Linked DNA regions of Homo sapiens: regions 1 and 3 are each linked to region 2. Evidence: read pairs that join two places in POLR2A ChIA-PET (ENCODE). Cell type or tissue: endothelial cell of umbilical vein. All regions are shown on one strand. Region 1 overlaps TMEM170B (transmembrane protein 170B). Region 2 has its middle 120 kb from the start of TMEM170B. Region 3 overlaps EDN1 (endothelin 1).

What was found. Peaks named below come from ENCODE experiments on the same cell type or tissue, not always from the same donor. Only the 100,000 strongest peaks of a DNase experiment are listed, where the experiment ranks them.
Region 1: POLR2A ChIA-PET joins it to region 2 with 11 read pairs; 6 of 35 experiments call an interaction of 5 or more read pairs at or near these places.
Region 3: POLR2A ChIA-PET joins it to region 2 with 11 read pairs; 9 of 35 experiments call an interaction of 5 or more read pairs at or near these places.

Annotation. Positions count from the first base shown.
Region 1 is chr6:11,583,186-11,587,185 of GRCh38, forward strand. It overlaps TMEM170B (transmembrane protein 170B), which reads left to right. Exons shown (of 3, transcript NM_001100829.3): 3 at 1-339. Among named protein-coding and RNA genes, the nearest start is that of TMEM170B, 47 kb to the left of the region's middle. In endothelial cell of umbilical vein, a CTCF peak has its summit at 2,453 (motif pointing right); DNase peaks (open chromatin) are centred at 2,456 and 3,656; H3K27ac peaks cover 1,514 bases.
Region 2 is chr6:11,650,767-11,654,766 of GRCh38, forward strand. No RefSeq gene overlaps it. Among named protein-coding and RNA genes, the nearest start is that of TMEM170B, 120 kb to the left of the region's middle. RefSeq lists an enhancer at 1-575. In endothelial cell of umbilical vein, no CTCF peak of the experiment used is centred here; DNase peaks (open chromatin) are centred at 2,445 and 2,635; H3K27ac peaks cover 4,000 bases.
Region 3 is chr6:12,296,104-12,300,103 of GRCh38, forward strand. It overlaps EDN1 (endothelin 1), which reads left to right. Exons shown (of 5, transcript NM_001955.5): 5 at 1-1,091. Among named protein-coding and RNA genes, the nearest start is that of EDN1, 7.7 kb to the left of the region's middle. In endothelial cell of umbilical vein, no CTCF peak of the experiment used is centred here; DNase peaks (open chromatin) are centred at 1,678, 2,228, 3,168, 3,898 and 1 weaker place; H3K4me3 peaks cover 859 bases; H3K27ac peaks cover 3,110 bases.

The DNA.
Region 1 (4,000 bases), 68 kb before region 2:
AACATATGCAAGTTATTTTTAATTATAGAAAGTAGGTCTACAAAGATAAGATCTAGGTTCCAATTCATTGCTTTAAGGAAAAGATGCACAATTACTATCATTCAGTGTCTAATCACAGGACCATTTCTGAGGTCCACATGTGGCTCTCCTCTTTGTAATATACAGGGTGAACTCTTTACTGATACACACAAGACAACTGTTAAAAAGTGAATCCAGCACTTAAATGTCATTACACAGAATTTATTGGATTAAAAATTTGTAATATACAGTATTTTAATAAAGTTTCTGTATTCAATTTCATGCACTTATATATAAATAAACCTGTCTTTGAAAGCTTTATGGGGTGTTTGACTCTTGGTGATAAATCTTTTCAATTCATTCACTATGGACTCAAATGTCTTCTCTTGCCTTTTTGTCAATTTTTCTGGCCCTGTTTTACCTACAGATTTAGGAGTTAGTGCTTAAAAGCTGAGAGGCGACCAGCTTGGCCAACGTGGTGAAACCCGTCTCTACTAAAATACAAAAAAATTAGCTGGACGCTGTGGTGTGTGGCTGTAGTCCCAGCTACTTGGGAGGCTGAGCCTGGGAAATCACGGGAGGCGGAGGTTTCAGTGAGCCAAAAACGTGCCACTGCACTCCAGCCTGGGCGACAGAGTGAGACTCTGTCTCAGAAAAAAAAAAAAAAAAAAAGGTGTGAGGCATAAAGTCTGGTTAATAGACTTGCCTAGGATCAATCCTGGGCCACATAGCATCTACTTCTGAGTTACCGTTTAAAGAAACATGCTATCAATTTTATTAATAAGGAGCTACCATTTGTTGAGTGCTTCTTATCTGTTAAAGACACTTCCTATGTATTCTTTAACACTTAAGGTAACCCTTCAAGTGATATGTTTTATCGCCGTTTTATAGATGAAGCATTTGAAGTTAAGAGAAGGTAGGAATCTGCTCAAGGCCACAGAGCTAATAATTGCCGGGCTGGGGTTTTCTTGCTCGATTACCTGCTTCCCCCAACATAACTATGTTGTGTTGGTGTCTACAGAGTATTTTGGGAACTCTTACCTGTAATGAGATAATATCTCATTACTGTAAAAAACCAGATGAAATTATGTGGTCTTGAAAAATTATCAACCGAGGATTTGAATTGTCAAATTTATGCATATTTTGAATGTTTGGGATTTCTCAGGGAAGTGCTAAGTACCCAACTAGATTCAACTGCTATCTTGCCTGTGAAGAGATTGGAGCTGACAGAGCCAGTCACTATAAATGTTTCAAATCTTGCTGGAATGAAAACTAGCTTCACTTTAAACATTGCGCAAGCATAATGGAAGTAAACGTTTTTTCACATACACTGACCTACTCATTCCACGTAATTACTCCGTGGAAATATATTTTCTTCTTCCTTGGTAATTTTTTTTATTCATTCACACTAATCATAAAATTATTCAATACATTTTCTCCCTGGCCATGAATGTTAACATCTTGGACAAAATATAAATCTTGAGATCCCAAAAAAGTTTTCTATTTTAGTTCTAGTATCTTTTTTGGCCCTTGAAGTAATATTTTTGTAATTTAAAAAAATAAGTCAGTTTTCTTTGGGCATTTTGTTATTTGCAGAGCATTCAAATAAGACATTAAATTTCGGATTTACTTATTTCAGATTTAATGAGTGATTGATGAGATCTGACTCTGTTGCCCAGCCTGGAGTGCAGTGGTGTAATTAGCTCACTGCAGCCTTGACCTCCTGGGTTCAAGTGATCCTCCCTCTTCAGCCTCCCCAGTAGCTAGGAATACAGATGTGCACCACCATGCCTGGCTAGTAAATTTCAGATTTATCACCACCTACATTGGACAAAACTACAGGGAAAGGTAATTAGAAGAAAGACGCTTTAGTCTTAAACTGAGCCTTGTGTTTACCATTATGAATGAGTCCTAGTCAGGCTTGTGGAGAAACATTTCAGATTTACTGAATACATCCTTACACCATCTGTGTTTTGCAGTTGAACCTTTATTATTTTGTTTTTGAGAGTGGATCGCTCACTGTGTTGCCCAGGTTGGTCTCGAACTCCTGGGCCTAAGCAGTCCTTCTCCTTAGCCCCTTGAGTAGCCGGGATTACAGGTGTGTGCCACCATGCCTGGCTTCAAACCCTTATTAGCTCATAAAATACTACATCAAGCTTCTGGGTGCAGAGGGGAAAGTAAACAGGATCCATGGCACCCACTCTTTGAGGACTAAAAATTGGGTTTGCCTCTAGCTTCCAAATGGAAACTTAGGAATCTATCCTGTCTGCTCTTAATTTTCTATGATTCATTGTCACTAGGCATTCTTCTTTTGGACAATTTTATGAATATTTTTCAGGCTCAGAAAGTTCTGGGGACTGATTGGCAAAATGTAATTGCATCAGGTGGTTTTCTTGTAAAGCAAGAGTTCCGTCACTAGATGGTGCAGTGGTTCTATTTTATTTTTCTCCTTGCTTTTGCCTTGGACATTACCTATGAACTGAAATTAACTGATTGTTACTTTTGGATTCATTTCCATATGATACATTTAATGTTTTTTTTCCAAAAGAAATGCACACCAGAAAATTAAATATGAGAAAAATTAAGGTTTCTTCATGTCATCACTAGCCAATGTAACTTTCCAAAGAATTATTAAGATAGGTTGTTTGCAAATTAGAAACAACCTATCAGGATTGTTTGCAAATTAGAAAATCACTTTAGTTTATGATTTTTGTAAGTCATTAATCTAGACTTTGATTTATATATTTTTCTTAAATTCCAACTCAATGCATAATGGTTTTATCTAATTTATTTATTTTACCTAGTGTATTTTATTTATTATTTAGAGAGAGTCACACTGTGTTTGGTGCCCAGGCTGGTCTCCGACTCCTAGCCTCAAGCAATCCTCCTGCCTCAGCCTCTCAAATAGCTAGGATTACAGATGCAAGCCTTGATATCTTAGTATCTAATTTAGTAGTCTACGCTTTCTTAGTGACATTTAGTTATACAGTTGGTCAACTTGGGGTTACGCACACATAGTGCAATCTGCCTTGTGTCATGAGACTCGGTTTTAAATTCCTGCTCTACCACTTAGTAATTGAACTTGTCCAAGTCATTTAACTTCTGCAACAGTCAGTTCTCACATTAGTAAAATGGAATGACATCTCATGTTGCACGCAGTGAGTGCTTAGAAAATAACCTTTGTCCCATTGCCCTCTTTCAATGTATTGTCTGCACATAGAGGGATGATGTCCTTCCAGCCTTTGCTAGAAGTTTTGGTAATAAGTTCAGGCACTTCTGTTTCAAAGACAGAGCCAGATTCTGTCCTGACAGAGAACAGTGCATTTTTAGGGAGGATTTGTTTTAGATTTAAACTGTCCCGTTGAACCCCGCACTGCTTTTGCAACAAAGCCTGCTGAGGGAAATTTTAGAAACATACCTCAGTGGGAAAGAGCCTAGTTAGAAAGCAGGATGAATAAACTTGCTCAGCTAGCAAATTCCTCGCATTCTCTAAACCAAATATGTACAAGATGAGGAAGCCAAGGCGGCCAGCATAAATGAATCCTGAAAGATGGCCGGGACTTGCCCATCAGCTGTGCACATAGTCACCAACCACTGCAGATCCTGTTGCTAATGAGCTGCTCTGCTTTGTTTACTATGCTACAGAGACAAACTATTTAGTTCAAACTCAGAGAGGGAGGGTTGGTCTTTTCAGCTCCAGAGTTCTGGTTGTAAAAGCGCGAGTTTTGTTTTCCCATAGTGTGGCCTACAGCAGCCATGGGGACACACGTGCCCCTGCACTCAGGGTCTTCAATCAGGACTGAACTTCAGACACCAGATGGCACATGCCTGTAATCTCAGCACTTTGGGAGACCGAGGCAGGCGGATCACTTGAGGTCAGGAGGTCGAGACCAGCTTGGCCAACATGGTGAGACACCCTCTCTATTAAAAATACAAAAAAATTAGCCGGGCATGTTGGCGGGCACATGTAATCCCAGCTACT
Region 2 (4,000 bases):
CTTTATGTCCACTTCAAATTGTAATGCCCTGCCGGTGAGGCCAGGGTCCCTTCTGCTTCAAGTTCATACCCTTCTGTACTACCTGTCTTGTTGATTTTGATGATTCAGGCCAGTACATGATGTTGCCTCTGCTGAGAAGACAGGGTGTTCAAAGTGCATCTGACTCTGGTGTCCTAAAACCTTGCTTTGTTGCTGCCTTTAAGGGGCAATCATAACATCCTGTAGAGAGGTCTTCTTGTGTATGTGACTTAGGAAACACTTCCTACTTAGGAAAGAAGGTTGACATCTGGCCTGGCATTGTGTTCTGGAAAAGGCAGCTGCAACAGATGTGAGTTTATAGCAAACATCATCAATAAGTGGATGCTCTTTTATTGTGGAGTAGGATCTCTGTCCCTTTGTCTGTTAGGAAGTGCTTTGGGAAGATTCACCACCCTTGATAATTTAAACATCATTCCTTCATTCATTCATTCATTCAGCAACTGTTATTTGAAGGTCTACTATGTGCCAGTATTAGGAGTGGGATGAAGAGTAGAGTAAGAGAAGGCCTACGCTATGAGCTTACAGTCTCTGTAGGGATCCAAACACATAAATGAGTAAGGCAGTGTGATAGTGTCATGGCAGAATTTTACACGTTTCATGGCCTGCAGATAAGAAGTGAAGAATATTCCCAGAAGCAGCCACAAACCTTTCCTTCCAGAACATTGTCCAGAACTGAAACATGGACCAATATTAAAACAGTCACTGGTAAGTGGATAGGCTAACTCTTCGATCAATCAGGCCTGCCCAAGGAAAAGGGAGAAGAGACAGCTTTCCTAGAAGCATAGGGCAAAGGTGGGAGATTTAGGTGTCTGAACGAAATCCAGTCTCTGTTTAAAGAAGAAGACAGAATGATGCTGAGAGACACCCAATAATATCCATCACCTCAGACAGACATGTCAGAGAGCTCACTCTGGCAGCAATGTAGGGATTGGGGATGATGGGGCAGATTGAAGGCAGGGACATAGTTGGGAGGTGCTGTGGGATTCAGGGAGGGGGCTGAGAGCTGGAACTGAGGCAGAGATACGTGCCAAAGAGAGGAGGGATCAGTTCTGAGAGCTGCAAGGAAGAAGAATTTATAACAGTGATTCTTAAGCACTGGGGGAACGTTGGCCCCAAATAATCTGATGCTAGCAGTTTTACATTAAATGTCAAGCTTGCCAACTTGATCCATTAGCATCAGTGTGACCTCCATGACCAGGAAGCTGGACTGGTCAGCCCTTTGTTGGGCCACTCTTGGTTCTGATGGAACCAGAGATTTTTCTTTTCTGGGGCGAGTTGGGGACAGAGTCTCGCTCTGTTGCTCAGGCTGGAGTGCAGTGGTATGTTTTCGGCTCACTGCAGCATCTGCCTCCCGGGTTCAAGCAATTCTCCTGCCTCAGCCTCCTGAGTAGCTGGGATTACAGGTGTGCGCAACCACGCCTGGCTAATTTTTGTGTTTTTAGTAGAGACGGGGTTTTGCCATGTTGGCTAGGCTGGTCTCCAACTCCTGACCTCAAGTGAGCTGCCCGACTCGGCCTCCCAAAGTGCTGGGATTACAGGTGTGTGCCACCACAACTAGGTAATTTTTTGTATTTTTAGTAGAGACAGGGTTTCACCACATTGGCCAGGCTGGTCTCGAACTCCTGACCTCAGGTGATCCACCCGCCTTGGCCTCCCAAAGTGCTGGGATTACAGGTGTGAGCCACCATGCCCAGCCGCACCAGAGATTTCTTTTTTTTGTTTGTTTTTGAGACAGTTTCACTCTGGAAGTTGCCCAGGCTGGAGTGCAATGGCGCAATCTCAGCTCACCACAACCTCCACCTCCCAGGTTCAAGCGATTCTCCTGCCTCAGCCTCCCCAGTAGCTGGAATTACAGGCATGTGCCACCATGCCTGGCTAATTTTGTATTTTTAGTAGAGATGGGGTTTCTCCATGCTGGTCAGGCTGGTCTCAAACTCCCGACCTCAGGTGATCCGCCGGCCTCGGCCTCCCAAAGTGCTGGGATTATAGGCATGAGCCACCGCGCCCAGCCATTGGAGATTTCTAACCACATCATGCAGGAGGAGGATGGATGAGAAGCAGCATTGATCAGGCACTGGCTACCTATATCACCCACTGCTTCTATAAGTACTCGGCTCAGCCCTCATAGTGATGCTCTGATGCCCATCAAGCAGATGGGGAAACTGAGGCATTTATGCAGTTCAATGTCATACCCCTGGAAAACAGCAGCTATGGGATTCCAGCTTGGGTTTGTGTGAGTCATAACATGACTCTGTCTTCCACCGGTGCTGCCATATTTGGTCCACACGTGAATTGCTGTGATTACCAGCTTTTTTCTTTCCTGGAGACCTTTGGTGGCCTCTATTTATGCAGCTGAAGGAGACACTTACGACCTCATTCCTGACAGTTTTGGGAGCTGACAGCAGAACATTCAAAGAATGACATCAAGTGGCTTTCCTCAGGGTCATTTCCTGCTAGTGATCTCTGCAAAGATCACATTCTTTAAGGATGTGTGGGGGTCAGAAACAGACCCTATTCTGTCAGGCGAGAGATGCCTGGAGCAGCTGTAATGGGCAGACGTGTGTGTGTGTGTGTCTGTGTGTCTGTGTGTGTGTGTGTGTGTGTGTGTGTGTGTGTGTACATCCTCTGTGACATGCTTTGCTGGTGAATACAACCCCTCCTCCCCCGGCCACACTTCGCTAAAAACAAACCAGGTCTGCTGGGGTGCATGACTCATGCTTGAACCGGAGTCTTCACCCTGAGACAATAATTCTCATTTTAAAAGCAAATGCTGAAGTCAACAGCTGCTGGGGTGACTTTGCCTATCTTAATTTGGCTTGTTAGAGACAGCACCTCCTTAGCTGCTTGAAGGAGAACTTAAGTGGACCTTCCATGACTCTGTTCCTTTTCCTATCCAGGGCTCACATAAGAGTTGTCTGCAGCTGGAGACATGAAACAGTGATAGGATTTGGAGTCAGGGTGTCCTGATTTCATGTGTGTGTTCTGCCCTTTTATTACCACACGGTGGTGGGCAATTTACCCACCTGAGCATGAGGTGCCTCACCTGTGGAATGGATGGAACCCTGCTGTATTGGAGAATGTTCACCCATTCAAGATAACGCATGTGAAGCACCTGCCATACAGTAGATGCTCAATCACGTGGATGTTAGCATTGACTTTGTTGCATGTTCTCTGCTTAGCTATCATTTCTCTCTTCCTCCTTTATTTTGCATTAATTTATTTCTGTAAAGGAGGAAGCTGCTGGGCACAGTGGCTCACACCTGAAGTCACCACTTTGAGAGGCCAAGGCGGGAGGATCACCTGAGGTCAGGGGTTCAAGACCATCCTGGGGAAAATAGTGAGACTACCGTCTCTAAAGAAACATTTTAACAAATTAGCCAGGCATGGAGGTGTGCTCCTTGTAGTCCCAGCTACTCGGGAGGCTGAGGCAAAAGGCTCACTTGAGCCCAGGATTTCAAGTTACGATTGTGTCACTGCACTCCAACCTGGGTAACAGAACAAGACCCTCTCTCAAAAAAATTTTTAAAGGAGGAAGTCATCAGTTATGTATATCACACAGATTCACTGGTGACTTTGCCACCTTTTCCATCCCTTTGAAGTTCTGCATCGCCGGTGGGAGGACGTTGGTCAGAGCAAGCAGAGTGTGGAGGCAGAAGCAGAGAGCGGAGGACCTCAACTCTCTCTCTCCCTGGGCTCTGCTCTAACTTGATAAGGGCCCACGGGAACATCACCTAAACTCTTGGGGGCCTGTGTTCATTTGTCTGTAAAAAGAGGGGCTTAAATTAAATGATCATTGAACCCTCCAAGCTCTTGCTGGGCTGTTTCTGGGGGCTCTTCTCTCTGGAGTATTGATTTGAATTTTGGTGCTGAGCCAGCCAGTGCACGAAATACTACCACTTTGCTCAGTCTCGTAGATGTTTTTCTGTATTTCCTATGTTCAGCATAAAGGGGGCCAGCCCAC
Region 3 (4,000 bases), 650 kb after region 2:
CGGAGAGCCCTGTGGCCGACTCTGCACTCTCCACCCTGGCTGGGATCAGAGCAGGAGCATCCTCTGCTGGTTCCTGACTGGCAAAGGACCAGCGTCCTCGTTCAAAACATTCCAAGAAAGGTTAAGGAGTTCCCCCAACCATCTTCACTGGCTTCCATCAGTGGTAACTGCTTTGGTCTCTTCTTTCATCTGGGGATGACAATGGACCTCTCAGCAGAAACACACAGTCACATTCGAATTCGGGTGGCATCCTCCGGAGAGAGAGAGAGGAAGGAGATTCCACACAGGGGTGGAGTTTCTGACGAAGGTCCTAAGGGAGTGTTTGTGTCTGACTCAGGCGCCTGGCACATTTCAGGGAGAAACTCCAAAGTCCACACAAAGATTTTCTAAGGAATGCACAAATTGAAAACACACTCAAAAGACAAACATGCAAGTAAAGAAAAAAAAAAGAAAGACTTTTGTTTAAATTTGTAAAATGCAAAACTGAATGAAACTGTTACTACCATAAATCAGGATATGTTTCATGAATATGAGTCTACCTCACCTATATTGCACTCTGGCAGAAGTATTTCCCACATTTAATTATTGCCTCCCCAAACTCTTCCCACCCCTGCTGCCCCTTCCTCCATCCCCCATACTAAATCCTAGCCTCGTAGAAGTCTGGTCTAATGTGTCAGCAGTAGATATAATATTTTCATGGTAATCTACTAGCTCTGATCCATAAGAAAAAAAAGATCATTAAATCAGGAGATTCCCTGTCCTTGATTTTTGGAGACACAATGGTATAGGGTTGTTTATGAAATATATTGAAAAGTAAGTGTTTGTTACGCTTTAAAGCAGTAAAATTATTTTCCTTTATATAACCGGCTAATGAAAGAGGTTGGATTGAATTTTGATGTACTTATTTTTTTATAGATATTTATATTCAAACAATTTATTCCTTATATTTACCATGTTAAATATCTGTTTGGGCAGGCCATATTGGTCTATGTATTTTTAAAATATGTATTTCTAAATGAAATTGAGAACATGCTTTGTTTTGCCTGTCAAGGTAATGACTTTAGAAAATAAATATTTTTTTCCTTACTGTACTGATTTGGAATCATTACTGAAATTTGTAAGGAGTGGGCCAACGTGATTAAGTACCATAAAGGCAAATAAATGGTTAAAGACGGTTTCATAGAAAAGTGACAATTAGAAGGATATTACGGTCTAAGCTAATTATATAAAGAATTTTATCTGTATCTTAAATGTTGATTTTATACTGCATTGAGGTAAAAACACAAAACAAAAAAGCAGCTTTAACACCTCTGTCTTCTCTTGGGTAGCAGCCTCCTGCTTCTCCTTCACCTGAAAAATTCTCCAGGGACTTCATCCATTAACTTGGCTCAGGCTATTAGGCAGGATTCAACAGTTTAAGCTGATGGTGTGGTGAGAGATGCTTTATCCATATTAATGGACTGAAGGAAGTAATGGCAAGACAACCCCCCAAAACATACCTAATTATACAAAGTTATATACCAAAGTTGCTTTTAGAAAATGGCCTGCTCAGAGCAAGTAGAGGTTTCCAATGGCTTTTTATTTTCTCACATTAAGGATGTTGTTTCTTAAGGAACATTGAGTACCATTGCTTCTTCGTGATAGCCTAGGACTGGCCGTGTGCCCATGGAGGTAGAGACACCAGGTACTGATTCTAGGTCCTCTGCCACAAAGCACCACTTCCTCTCCACTTTGCCTTGGCTGGCCTTGTCAGCTCACTGGAGAGCACAGTATTGCAATTGCAGTATTGCAAATGGTCACTACTAACTGAATTCTCTAAGAGCTTGATTAGCCCTCGAGAATCTTCCTTGCCCTTCTCTAATAGTGTCTGAAGGAATTCCTGGCATTTAACAAATATTAGCATGTAGTGATCACTGTCGTCCTAACAGTGACACATCAGAAGGATTTCAAATAACAGTCTTCAGGCATGCGTAATCAATGTCCTGTGCAGAGTCTCCGTCCTCATTGATCCTCATTTTTCTCTTTAAGGCACAGTCCAATGTCTTTGGGGAATTGTTTATAAAGCTTACTTTATCCATAAACTGTTTCTCAGTGCGTGACTCTGAAGAAAATTTTGAAGTTTTGCCCATGTTGACAAGGTGCTTGGTCTGAACTTGGCCAGTATTTAATCTTGAGCAAACGATTCAATTTCCTTCTATCGTGAGTTTTCTCATCTATGAAACAAGGGAGTTGAGGGGAGTTTCTTTCATACCTCTGAGAAAGAGTTTGAGATTACATAAAGAAGTTGAAGTGGCATGAAAAAAAATAAAGATCTGAGCTTAGAAGACATGGATCTAATACATTTAAGAGGAAGTCAGAATCAGAGAAGCCACTGAACAAAACAGTCCAAAGGACAGCATAGTAAGTCAGATTGATGAGTTTTGGTTGGGTTTTTCATCAGTCAAACCCTTGAGCCCCCCTTTCCCATGCTTCCTGCTTCAGTATCCAGTAGGAAAAATGAAAGGGATGATGTAGACACTCTAGGGCATGAGGATTTGCAGTAAATAAGTTGGGAGACTCACAGAAAATTAATATTTTTCAAACATGAAGACGAAACATTCAATTATATTACAGTCCACATCAGCTTGAAGGGTAAACTGATGGGATGGTCTGTCACATTTCTTGCTCTGTTTCCAGTAAAAGCATGGTTTCTGGAAACCCACTTAGGACAGCTTTCTCTCTTTACACTGATAGCCCAGGCAAGCTTTGATCTCAGAACTCCAGAAACCAGAGAACTCTAGGTGGAATGTGGTAACTTTTGCCAGGGCAGAGGGAACACCTACTAATAGGTACTTCATTTGCACCACCAGAGATTGGCATCTTTTTTGATGGATCCACTGGCTTTGATACTGCCTGTACTCCCCCAAAACACAGCTTGGGTATTGGACTAATCTAGAGCTCCCTCAGGAGAACTCTTGCTGACATTAAGAAAGAGCAACATTTTGTCTTTCCAGGTGAAAATCCAAGGCCCAAAAAGGGAGGTGACTCACCTAAGATCACAGAAGGAGCTGTAGCATCTCTGGAGCCTGAACACTTAAGTTAAGCACGACTATTTCAGCCAGAGGGCCCCTGGAGGTCTGCAGAAACAGATGCCCAGGCAAACCTTGCTAGAAGGCTCTGGGTACTAAAGCCAAAATCAGTCTTTCTGAAAGCTTTGCCTCCCAGCCTTGTAGACAGTGCTAGCAGACCCATCCCCTCAAGAGGAAAGAGAAGAAATGCAGGGGAAGAAAAAAGGACTATAAGGAGGCTATCTCATGGCATCGTTAAGTAAATGTCTATAGGATAAAATAGAATATAACCAAGAATTTTTAATTATTATTTTTAGACTTTACTCACCAAAGAATCTATCTGAGTGAAGGGGGAAATCTCTCGGTCAGTTCTCTTTTTTTTTTTTTTTTTTTTTTTTTTTGAGATGGAGTTTTGCTCTTGTTGCCTAGGCAGGAGTGCAATGGCGCTATCTCAGCTCACCACAACCTCTGCCTCCTGGGTTCAAGCGATTCTCCTGCCTCAGCCTCCTCAGTAGCTGAGATTACAGGCATGTGCCACCATGCCCGGCTAATTTTGTATTTTTAGTAGAGACGGGGCTTCTCCGTGTTGGTCAGGCTGGTCTCGAACTCCTGACCTCAGGTGATCCGCCCACCTTGGCCTCCCAAAGTCCTGTGATTACAGGCGTGAGCCACTGTGCCTGGCCCGGTCAGTTCTCTTTTACTCTACAATGCAAGGCAGTGGTCTGCTTTTTTTTTTCCCCCTCTCTGTTTCTAAGGTCTTGAAAATGCCTGTTTTCACATTTAAGTTCTCAATGTGTAAAACACTGCTTTCAAGCTTATGTTCTTAATAGAGTCCCTTCTGCATTGGCTTTATCTCACCTTTATACTCACAGTTCCTGGGGACTTTGGGTCTGGAGCTCAGAATTTATCTACTGCAAGTGAATGTTACACATTTCACAGTAACCTCTCATCTT